Regions from separate parts of the Homo sapiens genome. Here region 2 is linked to region 1. The links are chromatin loops, found by intact Hi-C in ENCODE. Cell type or tissue: PC-9. All regions are shown on one strand. Links, peaks and the distances in the headings refer to the core of each region. The heading gives the core; the rest is flanking DNA.

Evidence for each region. Peaks named below come from ENCODE experiments on the same cell type or tissue, not always from the same donor. Only the 100,000 strongest peaks of a DNase experiment are listed, where the experiment ranks them.
Region 2: a loop joins it to region 1, with 2.3 times the contacts of the local background. A loop is called at or near these places in 5 of 110 quality-filtered maps.

What each region holds. Positions count from the first base shown.
Region 1 is chr7:35,184,138-35,195,167 of GRCh38, reverse strand. It overlaps the pseudogene DPY19L2P1. Among named protein-coding and RNA genes, the nearest start is that of TBX20, 64 kb to the left of the region's middle. In PC-9, for the core only: CTCF peaks have their summits at 4,385, 4,585 and 4,834; no DNase peak of the experiment used is centred there.
Region 2 is chr7:35,243,210-35,254,239 of GRCh38, reverse strand. TBX20 (T-box transcription factor 20) reads left to right here and starts at 140. Exons shown (of 8, transcript NM_001077653.2): 1 at 140-746; 2 at 4,037-4,289; 3 at 5,399-5,563; 4 at 9,183-9,291. The coding sequence starts at 620. RefSeq lists enhancers at 643-1,219, 3,758-4,323, 4,324-4,891. In PC-9, for the core only: no CTCF peak of the experiment used is centred there; a DNase peak (open chromatin) is centred at 4,499; H3K4me3 peaks cover 1,480 bases.

The sequences.
Region 1 (11,030 bases), core at 1,340-9,339:
AAAAAAATTAACATGATGGACTGCATGAAAATTAAAAACTTCTGTGAAAAACATTGTTAAGAGAATAAAATGACTAGCCACACTCTGGGAGTAAATATTTGCAAAAACATATCTGATAAAGGATTCGTATTTCAAATATACAAAGAGCTCTTAAAACTCAACAGTAAGGAAAAGACAAATTATGGGCAAAGGATCTCTCTGAACAGATACTTAAAGATATACAGATGGCAAATAAGCATATGAAAAGGTGCTCAACATCACATGTGATTAGGGAGTTGCAAATTAAAACATGAGCTACAACTACATACCTATTAGAAGAGCTAAAATTCAAAACACTAGCAATGCTAATGCTGGTGAGGATGTGGGGCAATAGGAACTCTCATTCATTGCTGGTGGAATGCAAAATGGTACAGCCATTTAAAAAGAAAGTTTGTCAATTCCTTTCAAAACTAACAAAGTCTTATCATATGATCTAGCAAGTATGTTCCCGGGTATGTACCCAAGTGAGTTAAAATTTTATGTCCACTTAAAAATCTGCACATGACTCTTGACAGCAGCTTTATTCATAATTGCCAAAACTTAGAACTAAGATGTCCTTCAATAGGTAATGGATGAACAGTCTGTGGTACATCCATTATCCATACAATGGAATATTTTTCAGCAATAAAAAGAAATGCACTATCAAGCTGTGAAAAGACTTGGAGGAATCTCAAATACATATTGCTAGTGAAAAATGAGCTATACACTGGGCGGTTCTAATTATATGACATTCTGGAAAAGGCAAAATTACAGAGATGGTAAAAAGATTGGTGGTTTCCACGGTTTGGGGGGAAAGAGGGAGAAATGAAGGGATGGCGCACAGGTGATACTTAGGCCAGTGAAATAACTCTGTGATGCTACTGTAGTAGTAGATACATGAAATCATGCATTTGTCAAAACTCATACTACTGTGCAACTCAGAGTAAGCTGTAATGTAAACAATGGACTTTTTGGTCAATAATGCACCAATATTGGTTCATCAATTGTAACTAATGCACTACAATAATGCAGTAGTTTAATAATAGGGGAGACTGCCAGTGTGGGGGAGAGGGGATATATGGGACTTCTAGATTTTCTACTCGATTGTTCTGTAAACCTAAAACTGCTCTAAAAATAGCCTCTTAGTAAAACAACAACAACAATGAGATACCGCGTAAGAACCACTGTGATGGCTATAATTATAATTACAATAACAAGTTGGCAAGGATGCGGAGAAATTGGAACCCTTATATATTGTCGGTAAGAATATAAAATGATGTAGTCTGGCCATTCGTGAAAAGGATAAAAAAAGGTTACTTACTATATGACCCAGCAATTCCACTCCTAGGTGTACACCCAGGAAAAATGAAGAGGTATGTCCACACAAAAACCCGTACACGAATGTTCATAGCAGCATCATTCATGATAGGCAAAAAGTGGAGACAACCCAAATGCCCATCAACTGACAAATGGATAAATAAAATGTGGCATATCCATATAATGGAAGATTATTCAGCTATAAAAAATGAAGTATGATAAATGTTACAGCATGGATGAACCTTGAAAACAGGATGCTAAGAGAAGCTGGTCAAAAAGGATTACATGTTATATGATCCCATGCATGTGAAATGTCCAGCATAGAAATATCCATAGAGATGGAAAATGGATTAGTGCATGCCAGAGGCTGGAAGGAGGGAGGAATGGAAATGACTGCAAGTAGGTATGGGGTTTCTTTTAGGAATAGTGAAGATTTAAATTCTGTTAACACTTATAACTAAGACACTGCACTAGCCCTTTAAATATTTCCAAATTTTAATTTTTTAAAAAAAAGTCTACCTTGCTTTTTTTGAACCCAGGCATACAGCCTTAATTAAGAAATATGAAAGCTGCAAAACTCGATGGTTTTTCTACTAATGGATTATAAATTCTCACTAATAAGTATCTCAAAAAGGGTTTCAACGGATGGTACCAAAGATGAGAGCATTTTAAAGTTTCATATTTATCTTTAGGGGATGGGTCCATACTTATGCGAAAGCAGAGCTCTGCTGCCCCCAACAAGTCTGGTGGTCTTGATGTAAACACTTATTATTTATTTAGGGCTGTCTCACTCTCCTCCTTATTCTCTAGTTGCCATTTAGGCTACTAGTAGATAGAAGTAATTAGAAAATAGGAACAAGGAGGCCCACCCTACTTAGAGACTGGGCAGTGCAGGTGAGAAGGAATCAGAGGAATAAAGTTCAGGGATAAGGGGGAGGCCAGGTTGGGGCTGGGCCGAAGAGATGAGAGAGAGATGAGCTCAGCCCTCTGGGTGGGCAATGACAAGTGTAGGTACTAGAGGACAAACTGTGGGATAGATTGCAGAGTAAGACCCTCAGGGTGGAGTCTGAACACATAGCTGGAGGCAGAGGAGGAGGGAAGGAAAAAAGTGGTAAAAAGAGATCTTAGTACAGGCCACTGTATGACTTAGCAGGTGCATCTACCTAAATATTTGTACAAATACCAACTAGAATCAAGTAAGTTTAAAAGACCTTATTTAGGCCATGTCATCCAAAGTATTTTATAGTTGAGGAAATCAGAACTAGAGAAACAAAGTAAATTGGCCAAAGCATACTGGGCCTAGTCTAGTGATATATCTTCAACTCTATATTATAATCAAAGTTCAATCTTAAATCAACCTAAAATATTATATTATGTAAAATACAGCACACAGATTCATTATGTATCATTGGCACTTTTACTATGTTTTGCATTTAATCTGCCCATAAATATTCTGAAACTCATTCTTTAAATCATTTCCTGTTTGCCCCAAAAATACTCATCTCTAATCCTACTGTAACATCATCATCTACATTTCTGTTACATTAGGATTAGAGACAAATTCTGTTTATAAATAACTCTAAGAACAGTTTTTATATTTTATTTTCATGTTGAAAATCAGTCAGATTTGCTTCAGCCTCAAAGTGTTTATGTAAAATTAAATGAGCACTGGCAGCAAGCTGCACTTTTTTTTTTTACTAAATGGGGAAAATGGACTAACATAGTAGAGGCTTTTGCTTATTAATATTGAATGTAGTAATTCTTACATTAGTTACTTTGGTGGTAAATAAAAATAATCTCAATATGATGGAGTTTGTACATGGTATATTACCATCAAATCCAGGGAAAAATGGATTTTGTAGATTTGGGGATGTGGTACATGTATATAAGTATTGTTGTGTATATGTTGGTTAAGTCATTTAACAGTGATAACTGAGTACCAATCTGGTTCAAATGAATGTGCATATACTATTGAATTGTGCAGTCTCTCTACTTGGAGCTGAAAGAATCTCCCAGTTAATTTATGGATCACCTCCCTCCCTTTGAATAAGACACGCCTTTATAGGCATGTCTTATCTGATAAAGGCCTGGAGTTGTTTATAAGGTATGTCGTATCTGACATAGGCCTGGAGCACTACACGACCGGGGCATGGGTGGCTTACAGAGCTCTAGTTTTTTGGTTTTGGGGTTTTTTTTGGGGGGTTAGGAGTGGGGAGTGGATAGCCCCCTCATGGACACAGAAAATAGATTGGAACTCTTGGAAATTCCAACTTGTTATTACAGATGCCTTTCTTCCATAGTCCAAAAGACAGCATTATGCAAAGTATCACTTACAGATGCATTTACATCTAAGCTTGCTGTATGCTTCACGGCAAGTTGGTGTCTTTCCACTTTCTCCTTGATGAAGACCTGCATCCAATATGAATTTAAAGAGGCTCTGTAAAGTAATTCGACAGCAGCAAATATGCTATTTAAAAATGAGTCAATCCAAGATATGTAAATCCAAGAAAGGTTTTAGACTGAAGCAGTTGTTTTATAAAATACACACGTCCAAAGACACTTTTTTTAGTGGAGGCAACTTGCTGAAGAAGAATTTGAAAGGATCTTTTAACATTTATAAGCAGACCAATTTGAAATTACCTAGAGAATAAGTAAGCTCCAAGAAGAACATACCTATGGCTATCCTATTTTTGAAGGCAAAAATGGAGCTACAAAATTAAACAAAGGATGTATTTCATGTTTGAATTTGTAGAAAAAGTCTTAGAAAGGTATAATGAAAATAAATAAAATTACTAAATAAAATAACTATGAGATCCTAAGAATTTTGCCACCATCTTTGGGAATAACTAATGCTGATAAAGTACAAACTAATACTTTGGTGCCAATTCCAACTCCTTGCACGGTACAAAGGGGGAAAAGTATCTTAATGCATAAGAAATTATGAGACAGCACAAATAAAAACCAATCTTTTATGCAGAAAGTTTCAATTAAAGTGAAATTCATATTTTAAATTACGAAATTATAACCGGAAAAGTTTGTAATGTTTTCAAAATGGTCTTCGCTAAACCACCTCTATCTAGCCTGGAGGCTAGAGATGGAACTTAACTATCCACTTAAATTATATCTATGTATTTGTGCAAAGTTAAAACTTTAAATCTAATAAATTATTCGAATCAATTAAAACAAAGTCATTATTATTTGGAAAACTAAATCTTGGCCATGATGAATATGTTAATTATTTTGACATATGAAATATGCAATGTAATTTTTATGTGGGGTTACATTTGGAATTTTCCTACATTTCATATTTAGTAAATGGATTTATTATAAGAACAGTGATTTTTTTTAAAGAATGAATTTAATAAGTAACTAAGTTTTGAAATTTTGATTTACAGATCATTATTGCCATCTGCTGGTTACATAGTTTAATTGCATTTTTTAAAATTCCCAATTGTTTTACTAAAAGACAAAGGAAAAACTGAGGCAAGTTTTAGATATCCATAACCGGATTAGAGATTTCTATGTAAGACAGATAATTTGCAGCCAGGTGCAGTGGCTCATACCTGTAATCTCAATACTTTGGGAGGCAGAGGCGGCAGGAGTGTTTGAGGCTAGGAGTTTTAGACCAGCCTGGGCAACATAGTGATACCCCATCTCTACAAAAATAAACAAATTAGCTGTGTGTGGTGGCCTGCACCTGTAGTCCTTGCTACTCAGGAGACTGAGGCAGGAGGATCCCTTGAGCCCAGGAGTTCAAGGTTTCAGTGAGCACCATCACACTTTAGCCTGTGTGACAGTGAGACCCTATCTTGAGAAAAAAAAAAAAAAAGCTAAATCATTTGCAGCCAACAGACACATGAAAAAATGCTCATCATCCCTGGCCATTAGAGAAATGCAAATCAAAACCACAATGAGATACCATCTCACACCAGTTAGAATGGCGATCATTAAAAAGTCAGGAAGCAACAGGTGCTGGAGAGGATGTGGAGAAATAGGAACACTTTTACACTGTTGGTGGGACTGTAAACTAGTTCAACCATTGTGGAAGACAGTGTGGCGATTCCTCAGGGATCTAGAAGTAGAAATACCATTTGACCCAGCCATCCCATTACTAGGTATATACCCAGAGGATTATAAATCATGCTGCTATAAAGACACATACACACATATGTTTATTGCGGCACTATTCACAATAGCAAAGACTTGGAACCAACCCAAATGTCCAACAATGATAGACTGGATTAAGAAAATGTGGCACATATACACCATGGAATACTCTGCAGCCATAAAAAATGATGAGTTCATGTCCTTTGTAGGGACATGGATGAAGCTGGAAACCAGCATTCTCAGCAAACTATCACAAGGACAAAAAATCAAACACCGCATGTTCTCACTCACAGGTGGGAATTGAACAATGAGAACACCTGGACACAGGAAGGGGAACATCACACACTGGGGCCTGTCGTGGGGTGGGGGGAGGGGGAGGGATAGCATTAGGAGACATACCTAATGTAAATGATGAGTTAATGGGTGCAGCACACCAACATGGCACATGTATACATATGTAACAAACCTGCATGTTGTGCACGTGTACCCTAGAACTTAAAGTATAATAAAAACATATATAAAAAAACATATATATATATAAATCATGAGGCATCTCTGTTTCAAAGATGATAAGATAATGCAAGAATATATTGCATCTTATCTAATTATAATGTGCTATTTTAATTGTCAATTAATCATAGATTAAATTATCAACCTAACTGCTTTAAGTTATTGTCATTGGTTAGTATACAGCTAAAATGTGACTCAAATAACCATTCAAAATAATGAGGTCAAAATAAGTGACCACTGTTACAGAAGCTGTAAAAACATGAAAACATCCATGATTCTATTCAACTGCACATAAAACTAAGTGTCATGATTTCCCTCTTATATACAAATCTACTCCTCTCCTTAGTAGGAGTAGATACATAATGATTTAGGCAACTATCTCTCAGTTAACTAATGAACCTAAAACATGTATTACTGTTTAATAATTACTAACATATCACTTGATGACAAAGAAACCAAGTGAGCAAAATATTAATTGGAAGTATTGGCAAAAATAGCAATTACTTTTGCACCAACCTAAAAATACTCACGAGTGCACTATAGGATGGCCGGTCTAGAACATAATAAAGGAACATTTGTTTAAGCATGTGGTGTGTTTTTGATGCTTTACAAGCATTAATTCATTCAATCATACCATCAGTAAGACAAATATAACTGTCTTCATTTTTCAGATGAGGAAATTAATCCTAGAGTGGCTAAATTACCAGCTCAAGGTCATACATTGGTAATCTTCCTATATGAGTCCCCTGTGTAAAAGATTTAGAGCAGCACATGGCACACAGTTAATTTTGTGTGTTTACTAAACATATGAATCATAAAATATATCCTGCTTCTTTTTTCCTTTAACATTATATCATGACTATTTTCCTATATCATTAAATATCCATGCAAAATGACTTTGGTGGCTGTAATGCTTCACTATATGAATGTTTCATAACTTAGTGTTTGATACTGAGGCCACTTCTATTTTTTAACGATATAAATAATAGCACAATGAACATTCTTATAAAAAGATTAATTTTTTAAATGATAAAAATGACCAGATTTGTACTTTCATGGGCTAGACCATGGGTAAGAGCATTTTGTATCCCACCAGGACACCAAGTGATGCAAAAGGCAATTGGAAACTCCAGAAAAAACAAACTGACCAAAAAGAAAAACAATAGCTCCACTTCACTTATTGTTCCAAAAAACATTAAAACAGTCATATTTTAAAATAAGGTGCTTTATTTTGAGTTTGCCTAGCCATTCAAGAATATATTCTCATCAACCACAGTAAATACTTTGTATTTTAAATGCAGTATTGGACAGATAGAATTTATTAGCTGTTAAAACTTGGGCAAATAACTACATCCTGATGCTTGATTTAAAATTTGCATACAGTTATTGCATGAATTGAGAAAACATTTTGAGCACCAAACACAATGCCAGGAATGTAGAAATGCTCCTTGAAAAAAATCTCCCAAAACAAAAAATGAGCAGTAGTAGCACTTACTGAATTTAACTGAGTGACAAGATAAATAGTACTGTCGGTTAAGTGCTCTAGACCTTCAGAAAAAGCATAATTAATATGGGCTGGAGAAATGGGCTGGGGCTTGGAAGGTGACAGCTTTCAGATGGGCAGGGAGAAAAGGATGTAAAAGCCAAGGGATGGCTTTTCCACATGAATAAAGGAATTCAGCAGTTATGATGTCTCAGGCTGTGGACTTCACCTGAAATGACTGAGATGGAAGATTTTGTGCCCGAGGAAGTGGGAAATTAAAGTTGAAAAGGTATATTGGGCAAATATTGAAGGCATTGGTGAGCAAGCCTAGGACTTGATTTGTGGGCCACGAACATTTTTGTGCTGTGTTGCATCAGGAAAAATTAACCTGGCCACAATGAGCCATGCTTTAGACTGGTGAGTTAGGATATGGGAGTTCAATGTGATCCATCATCAAACAGATGGCAAGTGAAGCGGTGTGGGCTCCAGCATGTGGCCCGTGACAGAGGACATGGAAAATGTCAGTGGCCCCAGTGCATCTGTGCCAGCCGCTTTGGCCTCTTGTAGGGCTGCGCGGTGACTGGGAGGTAAGCGCTCCCCTCTTAGTTGGTCCTGGCTGGTGCTGAAAGCGCTTGAGCACACCGCTCCTAGGGCCGATGACTTCTGAGGAACCTCATTGGAAAAGCATTTTGCTCTAAGATTCAGTAAACGCTGTTCCGTGCCAAGGAAGTGGCGTCAACCTGAGGCTCTGGGATCAGACCCACCGGACTCACGCCGGCTCTGCCACGTGTTGCCCGCAGTCTCCGCCCGTTCCCTCCGCGTTGGCAACGGGCACTGACTGCCCGATACCTCAGCGATCGTAGAGACTTTCCTAATGCCGGGCGCACCACCGGCGGGCCAGCGGTTCCGTTGGCTTCCCTGACACACTTCCTACAGTCATTTCTTTCAGCTGAGATCTTCCCCTTTAATACCTCGTTAATTAACGTGTAACCTTTTGGTTAAAATGTCAGAGCTAAGACTAAACCTGAAGAAAAGAATGAAACCACAGGAAGTTCTTCAGACTTAGTCGCCAGCAAGGTTATGGCCCGAAGCGGTGCAGGGGCGGCGCGCCGGGAAGCTACTGGCAGAGCTGTGCGCACTGGGGGGTGCTGCAAGCGCTGGGGAGAGTGTGGAGAGGCTGCGTGGAGCTGCGCGCTCGGGGTGGGAGCTGCACTCCCAATGAAGCGCGTGAAGGGCAAGCGGTGATGGGTTCTGCGCCAGTGGGGCTGGGAGCGTGTTGGGGGCTGTACGTGGGGCTGCGCGCAAGGTGAGAACTGCGCATGTGGGCTTGGGGACTGCGCGCACCGAAGGCTGCAGGCGCTGGGGAGGGTGTTGGGGGCTGTGCGTGGGGCTGCCCTCACCGGAAGCTGCACGCTCGGGGAAGCGCAGAGGCGGGGTGCTGCGCGCGCTGGGGAGCACGTGGGGGGACACGCAGGGGGACACGCAGGGACTGCCCGCGCGAATGGCTTCGAACGCATGCGCTCCACCCTACATTTCACAGTCGCCATGACGACCGGGAGGTCCGCTCGTCAACGGCTAGTCAACGGCTGCGGGGACAAGTCCGTTGAGGCTGCCAGGCGAGTCAGGCCTTTCTGGACCTCGCCTGACTCGGATGGGCTGTGCCTGAAATTGACCCAGCTCCACTAGGGATTATGAAGAAACAAGGAGTAAACCCAAAGCCGCTGCAATCTTCCCGCCCCAGCCCGTCTAAGCGGCCGTACGGGGCCTCCCCCGCCCGGGAGCTGGAGGTGGAAAAGTCGGCCCTAGGCGGCGGGAAACTGCCAGGGGGCGCCAGGAGGTCCTCCCCGGGGAGGATCCCAAATCTGAAAAAGCGAAAAGGCTTGGAGCTAAAGGTGGTGGCCAAGACCCTTCTCGACCCCTTCCAGTTCGTCCGTAATTCCCTGGCGCAGCTCCGGGAAGAGGTGCACGAACTGCAGGCGCGGTGGTTCCCCAGCAGAACCACTCTCAGCATCGGTAAGGAGAGGGCAGGAGAGCCCTAGGAGGGAGCCGCATGGCGCTTTTCTTGAGTCTTGAAGGAGATCAGTTTAACAAGCAAGGGTTTGTGGGTGCCTAGTAGGAAATAATAGCAAGGTCTGAGTAGAAAGAAGTTGGCCAAAAATCTTGTCATTGAACCAGAGGAGAGAGAGAGATAGGGAGTATATTGGTTTGAAGGGCTGTCAGATCGCAGAGAGTGTTTTAAGGTCTAGGAGTTTTAAAGGCTGGGGGCAAGGATCAAGGGAAGAGGATGAGATTAAGATTCCAAGAGAGGAAATAATTAGTGGAGCAAGTCTTGGAATATTTGGAGGGGTAGAGTTAAGGGCACAAATTTGATAAGCTAACTGTGGAAAAGAGGAGAGAGACTTCCTTTTCTGAGATGGCAGGGAGTAGAAAAGCGAGAATTACTATATGGAGAAATGTTAAAGTGGAGATAAAAGAAGTTGGGAGTGCTGGCGTCTAATGGTCTTTGTTTCAGTGAAGTATGAGGCTGGGTCACCTTCAGAGGTGAGATTGATAGGATGCCGGGGTCCGGGGGACATGCTTCTGTCACAGCTTGGAAAGGGCATGTGATAAGCCCTTCAAGCATTTAGAATACTGGCATCGTTACACCATATCATTTTTTTCAGATGTGGTATGTGGGTTAAGGGAGGGAGTGAGAGACACAGAAAGATTTTGAGCATCTTTGGAAAGCTAGATGAATTTGGTACTATATTTGACCTTTTCCTTATATATCATCTGAAGAGTTTTTTCAGTGTATATAATTGTTAGGAGAATTAGAAATAGGATACAAATATAGTTGAACAGGATAGTCTCTGTATATTTTAAAATTAATGAAGCCTAATAAACAGTTATGAGCATCTTTACAACCATTTAAAGTTTTCAACCTTTTAAAAATTATAGCAACCGTGCTTGCAGACAGTCCAAAAATACACCATGGGCCATACTTTGCTTATCCTGGTATAAAACAAGTAAATCTTCCGGGAAGTGTTTAAGATAAGCCCAGGACAGTTAGTAATATAGGAAAAGATCTGGGTAAGCATGGTTGAGAATTTCAACATTGCAATTTTTTAATTTTTAAAAATTTAATTTCTTCAATAATTATTGAATTAATTTGCATTTATTTTGTTAGCCAAGTGAAGTAATTTTTGAATTTTTAAGAGGCTATTATTGGTGGTTTATAAGATGACTTGCCAAGTATATTTGGGATAACCATAAGAAATACTATTATAAAATCTCAGAAGGGAGGTAGGACTTCTGGAATAGCCAAGAAAATGCACTCCTCCATGACGACAATGAAAATACTTGGAAAATTATCAAAATCATTTTCTTCAAACTTTGGAAATTAACCAAAGGTTTACAACAATCTAAAGGGCATTAATTCAAGAAAAGCTGCTGAACCTCTATAAGAACAGCAGAGTTTGTGGTGTTTTAACTTGTTCTATTCCCCACTCTTCTCTCTCCAGGGGAATTGAAAACAAGCAATTCCCCAACCAAACAGGGGCACAGGCTGCGTTTGCAGCTCCTGTAAAAGCTCCATACCCAGAGCAGTGTCTCCCAG
Region 2 (11,030 bases), core at 1-8,000, 60 kb before region 1:
CGCGCCCTCCGCGCCCGGCCCGCGGCCCCGCCCCCGGCGGCGGAATCAGGAAGCGGTGACGTGAGACGGCGCTGACTGGCTGCGGGCCTCCGGGATCGCCGCCGCCAGCAAATTAAGGCGCAGGGCAGCGAGCGCCAGGGCTCACTGTCCGTAGTTCCGCGCCGCGCTCCCCACGCCAGCGTCCTAGCAGCCGCGCTCGGCTGGTGGCCACCTCAGCCTGGGACATCCCGGCTGTCCCCAGCCCCAGAGGGAGGAAGGACGCGGAGGGGATGCTCCAGGACCCCAGGACTTTGTGCAGTTGATGCTCGTTTCCGCCTTCGGGCTGTGCAGACTGTCGTCCTGCCGAGCGCCCCGGGGCGTGCGCACCCGCCGTAGTGCTCGGTGGGCCCTCTCCTCTCCGGCTGCCTTCGAAGTCTCTGCGGCTCTGGGGCTTTGCGGTGGGGAATAGAGGCCAGTGTGCAGCTCTGGAGTCGTTGGAGCTGACACTTCTGGAGTCCCTGGCCCCGCTGTGACTGCTCTCGGAAACTTTGAGCTGTGTTTCGGGTCTTTGTCTCCCTTGGGGAATCTGGACGGCAGTTCGGACGACCCCGTCCCTGGCCAGGACCGCGTGCTGGGGACCATGGAGTTCACGGCGTCCCCCAAGCCCCAACTCTCCTCTCGGGCCAACGCCTTCTCCATTGCCGCGCTCATGTCGAGCGGCGGCTCTAAGGAGAAGGAGGCGACGGAGAACACAATCAAACCCCTGGGTAAGTTGGGCTACCCGGCTGTCCGCCGAGGACTGGGGATGCTGCGCATCCGTCTGTGCCCCTGGCTGCAGGCGGCTCGCAGCAACGTCTGATGCTCAAGCCATGAGCCATACATCGCGGGTGGGAGATCTTTTTCTTTTGGGTCCAAGTTTTCTTTGGAGGCTTCAGTCTGTTGAATGCTGTGAATGTGCATCTTATATCTGGGCCCGTCGGTCTCCTAAGTTGTCTAGAATCCATATATCAGATCAGACATATGGTGTGTGTGTATGTTTGTTGGGTTAAAAACATTCATGGAAAAATAATAATAAAACCCCTTTTAAGGCTCAACAGGATTTACTGTGCATGTAACACCTGCTTGTGCGTTTGAAACGGAGACGCTAAAGGACTTCATAAGAAACCAGTTTAATTTTGGTTTTCCTCTGACTTGAATAGACAAAACAGAGCAAGCTCTTTGAAACCACTGTAAAGCAGAATAAGCCAGTTCTCCCTACACGAACCATTTTATTCACTGAAGCTCTAGACTTATCACCAAGACATCATTTTATAACTGTCGTCATTTTCAGTTGAGGTTGGCAAAAACACTAACCAGTAACCATTTCTCAAATTCCTCTACTTTTAGTTATGTTGTTTGTTTAACAACCTTTACCATTTATAGAAGACACTAGGCTAGGAGTAAAGGGAGAACAGGGATTATGTTCTTCTTAACACTAGTGAATTACATGGAAAAGAACCACCCCAAGATAAATATTTAAGAATCTCTTTACAACTGAGGGAAAAAGAAGTGTTCTCATCATTGCCTCGTGGATCCCCAGGAAATAATTGTTACACAGCCTGATCGTCTGGTATCACTACAATGTGAAAATCAGATAGCAAACTTAAGTTAATTTTTCTTTTTTAACCCTCCCCAATTTTTCCTTTCTTCTCTCTGTCCTTCCCACACTTAACATATCACATCCAAAATAATGATAACATGAAAAAAAGGAAGTGTTAGAGATCAAAAATAAGGTGTTTGGGCTTAAAGATGAGAGAAGTAAAATTCCTGTAGCTACTTGAAACCAAGGAAAAAGAAACTAGTAGATCTGTAGAAAACAGAATGTCAAAAAAAAAAAAAAATCTGTCCTCTAAGTTTTCACCCCCTTCCCCTGGTTCTTCCCACCCACCTCCCATCTAAATCTAAACCTGCCAAAGAATGGAGACAATCAATCAAACAAAATCCAATTGTTTAGAAAAATATAACTAACAATTTCAAAGTTATATTGTGCGACTTCTCAACATTATACATTGCTGTTTAGGGGCCCCTGAATTCTTTGTAAACATCTCAGCTTGTTACATAGCAGGAAAAGAGGATTCCCGACAGAAGTGTAGACAGCAAATTGGGAAACATGCCAGCCCCAGCTGCACTGTCATTTCAACATTGCTTCCTTCTCTCTTTATTTTTCTGAGAAAAGCCACCTTATATCGAAAATTCTAAATCTTGAACTTTAAAGCCATGCCCAGCTCACAACTCCAACCCTACCCCCATGCCCACACACACATATAGGCACTAGTATAAAATGCATGTCCCTCTCCTGGCTTTTGAGATGGGCTCTGAAAGAACTAGCAGGCGTTCTTGTCGCTTACACTGGCCAGTTCAACAGAGGTGACTGCAAGCCAAGGACTCTATCAAGAGAAACACCTAAAAGTTCTGTTAAGAGAGAATGTGGGACTTTTGTTGAAGCAAACTATAGAGTGGGGAGGGGGATTCCAGTGTGTCCCAGGATTGCCCTTTTAAACATACAAAGTCTATTTAAAGGAACAGCTTCAGTCTGCTGAAGCATTTCTATTTCATTTTCTTCCTCTCCTACTTCCCATCCTGATGCATTGGTCAGTCTGGGGCTTAGGGAGTTTGCCTCTTTCAGTTGTCAGAAAAAAAAGTCATTAACACTACTTCTTAATTCCCTCCGAAGACATTATGTGAATGTGTTTCTGAAAATATTAGTAGAAAATAAGATTTTGTTATGGTATGGTTTCCTTTCGTTAATCTGAAAAAAATCAGGATGGCATTTAATTTGATTATTCTTAAGTTAAAACATTTTCATGGGTTGGATTATCATTGCATGAGAAGTAAAAGTAAAACCACTCTGTTTCCTGTTTTCTTCATGTACGGATGTGTAGGAAATAAAACACCTTATGATCTGTGCGTGTCCCATATGCCCACACACATCATGTACATGTACATACATACATTTAGAACTGGCTTTGATTTCTTGAGGGCACTTAAGAGATCAACTTCACATTGCAAATTCAAGTAGTTTCTTTTTTAAGGGATGGAAGATAATTGGGACAATTACAGAAGTCTCCCTGTATTCCATCAAAGTGACTGGTGTAGTCCCAGGCCCTTATCAGCTGTGGGGGAGAATGTTTGGTTCATAGGCAGCAGTATTCCAACCTGGTGGTGGATGGCAGAGCATTCTTCTCACTTTAATACACTGCTGGTCTGGATTTGAGGTTGTTGTCCTCACTTCTAGGACCTTTCTGGGAGAAAGAAAAATTTTATACCTCACCCCTCAAGTAATTGTTCTAAGCCTCTTCTGAAAATGGCCCACAGAACCTGCTCCTGTGATTTAGCAAGCTGTATGCTAGCATCTTTCATAAGATCTCAGGCTGGGAAGAATATTATAAAAATGTTCTAACTCTCATCATAAAGCCTAGAAAACTGAAAGTCAGGCACAGAGGTGAAGTAACTGATTTTTTGTAAACCACATTCCCCATTTTTCTTTTACCCTCCTATCCTCCTTTCCTTTTCTCTTATGGAGAGAGGGCTCCAGGAAGGAAGGAAAGTTCCTCTCCAGGTGAGGAAGGTGCTGATCTCTTCACTCCCTTTGTCTCCGTTGAGAAAAAGTTCTCCTGGTTGTCAAAGAGGCAGGACTGGCATCAGTTCCATGAGCTACGAAGTCTAGAATTTGGGAGGGGTGACAATAGGAATATTTGCTTTTCATCCCTCATGATCATCACCCTTCCCTTCTTCCACTCTTACATTTTTATTTCCCAAAGTGGGCTGCAGTACTGGTGGTGAAAAGCAGTCATTCTAGAACTCACTAGCTTGGTCAGGAAACACTGGGCATGCTACTCCGTGGGAATCCCAGGTAATTTTATACAGTGATGATGGGTCATCCCTACAGCCTGCCTGGAGTTTCTGAGCTTAACTTTTCCTGAGTCAAATCCAAGTGACCATTTGGTTATGCTGTTCTTTCCAGATCTTTCCTTGTTGAACAGTGTCAGCTGTCATTCACAATTCTCTTTACCTCCAGAGCAATTTGTGGAGAAGTCGTCCTGTGCCCAGCCCCTGGGTGAGCTGACCAGCCTGGATGCTCATGGGGAGTTTGGTGGAGGCAGTGGCAGCAGCCCGTCCTCCTCCTCTCTGTGCACTGAGCCACTGATCCCCACCACCCCCATCATCCCCAGTGAGGAAATGGCCAAAATTGCCTGCAGCCTGGAGACCAAGGAGCTTTGGGACAAATTCCATGAGCTGGGCACCGAGATGATCATCACCAAGTCGGGCAGGTAGTTGGGACTTGGGGGTTGGGGGTTGGGGGTGGAGAGTCAGGACACTCCCTGGGTAGTTGAGGGTGCTTCCAGGAACTAGATGAGAGCTGGCTGGTCATGGAGCGGAGAGACAGCTTGGCTCCAGGGCAGCTGCTTTCCACCAGCTTGCATTAGGAGCTACAGGATGTCTAGTCATTTGCGTTCTCAGGATTTGGTCATGGGAAGCCCCACCCTGGCTTTGTTGAGAAGGGCACAGGGACCAGGGAGACACACTAACCCCGAAGGGTGTGGTCTGCTTTCCCTGGAGCTGGAGAAGGTTTGGCGGGTGGAGGGTCGGGATCTGGAAGGAGGAGGAATTTGTGCCTGGGTGCCTGGTGAGCTGCTGGGTGCTTCTAGGTAGGTGAGTAGCTTCCCTTTTATCAGCCTCAATTTGCAAAAGCTGCCAGCTCCCATTAAAAACTAAAATTAAAACCTGGGCGGAAGAATGAAATTTGAAACGATAAAATTCCCTGTAGGAAGGAGCACTGCTCGGGGCCTCTTGGCGCCAGAGCCGGGCGGGCTTTGGCCAGGCAGGAAGCTGCAGGGCTGCAGGGAGGTTGGGATGGGGCAGAGGCTGGCAAAACTTGGTGGCTCTAGCTCTTGGGACTACAGAAAATACCTGCAGGGCATCTGAGAAATCCTTCCCAGAAACCTCTGCTTTTGGCTTTTATTTTGCAAGAGCAGAGTTTTCTGGCTGGGATGCGGGTGAGTTGTGTGACTGGGTCAGCTCCAGGGACTTCGGGTCCTGGGACACTTAATGTGCTTGATCGTTAAAATGCATGGGATTTTCCCTAATCACAGACCTTCTGGAGTTAACACATACCCCCACCCCCACCCCCACCTTTTCACCTAGCAATTAACACCTGCTTAAAGGTGACACTTAAAATTATCTAGGCTTGGAAGAAAACCCTGTCTCTGTATTCACTTCTCTGAGGCTTTAAACAAAACAAAAGAGGGGTTTGTGGACCGGATAGAGAGGGGAGTCAGACCCTTTCCCTCCTTCCCTCCCTCCCTTCCTCTCTTCCTAATTCAGGTCAGTTTATTAGGCAGCATAAACAGGGCCCATTCTCTCTCTCTCTCTCTGTCAGGAGGATGTTTCCAACCATCCGGGTGTCCTTTTCGGGGGTGGATCCTGAGGCCAAGTACATAGTCCTGATGGACATCGTCCCTGTGGACAACAAGAGGTACCGCTACGCCTACCACCGGTCCTCCTGGCTGGTGGCTGGCAAGGCCGACCCGCCGTTGCCAGCCAGGTTCGTGCCTCCAGATTTTTCACTGAGAAAACTGTTAGTGCATCTGTCAGAATGTTTCTGGCTTGTGTGAATTTTAAGCAAGTGTATTTTTAAAGCAGCGGGCTCTGGCAAGAGAGCATTCCAAGCCTGGACACTCCAGGATTGACTACACAAAACATGGGCTAGGCTCTGAGAAAGGTAGTTTGTGCATAGAGAAAACACTGTCTTTAAGTTTATGTTTCGTTAGGCAGTAATTCATTTCAAAGTTTTTCTTAAATTTCAATTTGAGTATTCATTAGAAATGTGGACCCATTTTGTATAAATATAAATATAGACATCCTCTCTAATTGCTGCTTAAAACCAGAGTGAATAAACCTACTGATGAAATGGTTGTCCTAAAATCCTTTTTAGAAGAGTGTATTTTAGTAAAATCGTTGCTTACAGTAAGTATTTGTTAATCATATGGTTATAACTGCATATAATAAACAACATTTAGGTAAAATTCAGTTGTTTTTGACCAATAAAGGTTCAGAGATTTTTAAGTAAAAAAATAAAGCCAAGTCTTATTTTCTCCCTTTATAATTTTAGTGGATGAATGTAATTCAATAACTGGTTCTTTTACATGAAACATTCCTCAGTTAACATATTAGGGATCATGCATATTTACTCTTGTGAAATTCATTGCTAATAATACAGTTTTTCCAGGAGTACCATCCTTAAAAAAGCACATGCAAACCTTTACTGTTATTATTTTAACTAAATGAGAGTTCTAACAGGAAAACATATACTTGCTTATATGAAGAATAATAGATGAAGTTACAGGAATGTAACTGCCTACTTTAATACAAAACAAAACATATTAGCTGACTTTATGTTTGGGATTTTAAAACCCAGCCTCATAGCTTTTCTTTAATGACTAATTTTTGTTGTTTATGTTTAATGACTAATTTTTGTTGTTTAATGACTAATTTTTTGTGATTGATTGAAAGTTTGTATCAGAGCTAAGAACTTATTTAAATGTACAGATTTGGGAACTGTTAAGTTACGGCTGGTACTTTGTGTCTAGTCTGGAGTCATAGTCAAGGCAGAGAATCAACAGACAATTACACATATGGTTCAGATAGAATATTCAGCTTAATTAGTAGTTTATTATATTATTGAGTTTATCGTATGCTAAGTGCACTAGAAAAGAGATTAAAAGCAATCTCTCAGAGTTTTCCATTCTCGGAAGAGACCAGAAAGGGCGTCTTCCCAGCCCTTTCAAATCAGTATATTAAATAACAGTCAAGACTAAGAAAATCTAAAAAACAATTGCTATTAGTTTTTTTTTAGTTGAGCAAGATTCACCAGTTTATAATAGATATTAAAATTAATAAAATTAGTGTTCTCTTCTATTTACTGTTAAATAGTTTACTATTATTCTTTAGCTACCTTCCAAACTTTTCAATACCGTTTTAAACCTGAGAGAGTATTTTGGCAGATTCCTAACCATTTTCTACAAGCAAACCCTCTTTTTTTTTTTTTTTTTTTTTGCCCTCCAGTCTTTCCTCTAAGAAGTTAATCACTCTTATTAAACATACATTTTCTTCCTATCTGAAGGTATGGGGAGCTGATGCAGGCCAGCAGGACTTTGGAAATATGACATGCCTTGTTTATGTTACTAATCTGTTCTGGTTGGAGAAAAAAAGTGTGTACCAATACACTATCTTAACTGAAGCATGTTTAAGCTATTGCTGGAATTTTAAGTCTCTGGGGGACTTGAGAGGAGGGGCTTCCTGTATATTTTTTCATTAATCCTAGTTCAGCTTTTTTAGATTGATATTAAATAAAAATGTTTAGCTTATTATGGGATAAAAAATAGATAATTTAGCAACTATTCTTTATTATTATTAAAATAAATAGTTTGCTACTTATCTATCTCCATAAGAGAAAAACGAAGAACTTGGGAGATGATAATTTTTATACTGATGGCAAAAATTTCCCATGGTTTTAGGACTTTGAAGCATTTTAGTTCAGGCTGAAGTTCATTGGTCAGTCATTCCTAATCGGAAGAAATAATGCTTGACAGTATCACTTGATTGTAATAATAAGCAAGATATTACTTATGATCTAAAATAATGTTACCTTTTCATATAGGACATCTCCTTTTCTTTAAAGTACATAATATTTAATTACATTAATATTTTATTAATAGCCATTACATGTGGTGAATGTGATCCTTAGAGAGGGAACATTTCATCAACTTTAGGACTTTAAATAATTTTGGACTTTTTTAGAGGGAGGAATGTGGTTCTGATCAGTAAAACAATTGCACCTATAAAGCTACAGTCTTGGAAGGATGGTACTTGAAAAGTGGTTGTGTTATCAAAGAATAATTGAAAGGCAACTGTGAGCAATCCTCCTAAAAACAGTGGAATTAACAGGCAGACAAATGCCTGAAGCCTTTACAGTTCCTCTGTAGGTCTGGTAAGAGTCTTTGGTGCTGTCAACCTTTTTTGTGCATTGCTCCTGGTGGGCTTTGTAAGTTTCAGCATTTGTACAGAATTCTTCTATTCGTAGTCCTCTGTGTGACAAACCATGGAACAGATTTCTTGTTCTTTACATGAATAATGCAAGAAAAATTTTATGACTTCTTATCCCTTGCTTTTGCCCTAGTAAAAATATTTATGTTTAATTGTAGTTATAAGGATCCTATATAAAATTTAGGTGTAAATAACCTTTTACGTGGATAAAGGAATTTGTCCTATTAAATCAAGGATTTTGCTTCCCCTTCATTAGTTCTGTAGTCTCTCTCTGACTTCAGAAAGACTTAAGTCAAGAAGATACCAGGATGGGGACTTACAAAGAGCTGCATTTAAGGCGTTGTCACAGGTAGAAAAAGTGACCTGCATTTAACTGTGAGTGCGTAAAAGATGTGAGAGCTTTTTTTTGGCTTACACTGTTTACAGATAAATAAATTGAATAATGTGAAGTGTGTCTAGCTTGTTTTAACTCTCATTTAGTGAGCACATAAACAGATAATGATGAAAGCAGTAGTGTTTAATGTAACAGGAAGAACAGAATCCTAGCTGATCGGTGGACTACTGGGAGTTCTCCATGTCCCTATATTAAAATTGCTCCATCTTATATTTACAAAGAACACAAACTTTAAAACTTTAAGTTTAAATAAATGGATTCTCTAAAATTATTTTCTCTTTTAAATTATTTATGTTTTCACTGTTATTTAAGAGATGTTTATAATAGGAACTCATGCGATTAGTGTAAGCTAGTTTTTCTTTTGAAAGCACCTTCAACAAGAAGATTTTGCGTTTGATCGAAGCAGACCAGTAGTTGACTAGATAGATGAAAACACACACACACACACACACACACACACACCCCTTTAAACAATGCCTTGCTCAGCTTTTAATAGAAAATTTGTTAAGTATTATCTCATTTAGATAATTGGTACATGAAGAAATAATTAGACATTTTTCAGTTGTTTTGACATTGCAATAGTAATAAATTTGAGGTATATAGGGCAATAAAATTTCCCACTTATATATGGTTTATGTGTTCCCTTAGAATTAGAACATTTTATAACCTACAGAGACAGACTTTTTAAAGAAGTCTCAATAAAGTTTTCTCCTAATTTTCTTAGGCTCTATGTGCATCCAGATTCTCCTTTTACCGGTGAGCAACTACTCAAACAGATGGTGTCTTTTGAAAAGGTGAAACTCACCAACAATGAACTGGATCAACATGGCCATGTAAGTACCATGCCTTGGACTGTGCAGGTTCCCTGAGGTAGAATGGACAGGTCGCACAAAACTGTCTCTCTCTGAGTCCCTTCCTGCCTTCCCTATCCCCTTCCCACCTTCTATCTCTGAGTCATTTTATGGGAACATTTATGTGTTCTTCAGGGGACCTTGACTGATTTTGTAATAGGTCATTTACGGGAATGCTGTGTGCCATTTCTATGCAAGAAGGTCAGGGATCTTCTGTTCCATGGAATTCCTAAGGCTTCTGAAATTGCTGTACCACCCGAGCCAACTAAACTAAGGGAATATACATTTTTGGAGGCTGCTACAGCCTGTTGTTGGGTTAAGCATCTAATTTCTGTCAGCAGCATAGCAGATAATAAAACTTAGAGAGAATAGGGCTAGGACCTCTGATGGGGGTTTCCCAAAGTGTAGTCTATAGAACATATGTATGTGAGATGAAATAACAAAAGGATTTTATGTCCAAATCAGTTTGGGAAAGTGCTGTTTACTCATTATGTAACCATTTTTTTTTGGAGAGTTTCATGAATATTAAAGCATAAAGAAGCCCTGTAATTAAAAACAAAACAATTTGATTTTGTGTCAGTATAAAGTTTATGAAAATGTGGAAAAAAGAAAAATTAACTCTGTGTTCTTATCAGTAGTTTAATAGAACAAATAGTCAATGATGCAGGTCCTTACATATTTGATAAAATGCCTTTTTAAGGCATTGCTGGGATGTTACTTCATGCTGTTAAATAAAGATACACATAAAAATTCTGTCTTAGATTTTATGCTAAGAAAACTTTAGATGGACTTCCATAATTTTTTTCTTCTTTTAATAATTTTTAATTGATACATAATAATTGTACATATTTATGGGGTACATGTGATATTTGGATACATATATACAATGTGTAAGGATCAAATCTATGCAATTTAGAGGAAGTGTTTGAAGACCTTTCTCAACAAAGATGGTCATAAGGAGATAATAAGAAAGTTCTAGGTTTGGTTTCATATGGTTGGATTAAACCTGGAACTAAATAAATCACTTTAGGCGCTAGCACTATCCCTCTGCCCACAGGAGACTGTGTTTATTACAACCAAGTCAGGGTACCCACTTAACTCACGACTCTACTGGTGGTGCTGTTGGGATATTGGAAGTAACTTAATATGCTTCTGTTTTTTTGTGTATTGAAAAAGAAAGATAGTTGATCTTTATCTTTAAGGTTATTGGCATAATTTTCTTTTGTTTTTTTTAACATGCTTCCACTGATAAATTTTTTTTCAGTTTAGAATTTATGAAGTATGGAGTGATTTTTTTGTAGGTCAGTGATCATTCTTAATGTCATTTATATTAAAATTTCTTGAACTTTAATGGAAATTTTTGCAGGGAAAGATGGAATTCTTTTATGATTCTAGAATTTTCTATAAGTGAAGCTTTTAGAGGAATTATTTGAGTCTTTCCAAAAAGACTTCAGAGTCATTTTGAGATCCATTGTCCATAATTGAAATGCTTTCCTTTTAGCATCAGCTTCGTTGGGTAGTAATAGCTCTAAACCAGATTTCAGAAGCTCTAGGGTCTAGCCTGATTATACCAAGATTATACCTTAAAAAACTGGTTAGTCTTAGATGGTTTCTTATATGCATTTTAGCTTTAAAACTTTTATACTGGCCAGGCACGGTGGCTCACACCTGCAATCCAGCACTTTGAGAGGCTGACCTGGGAAGATTGCTTGATCTGAGGA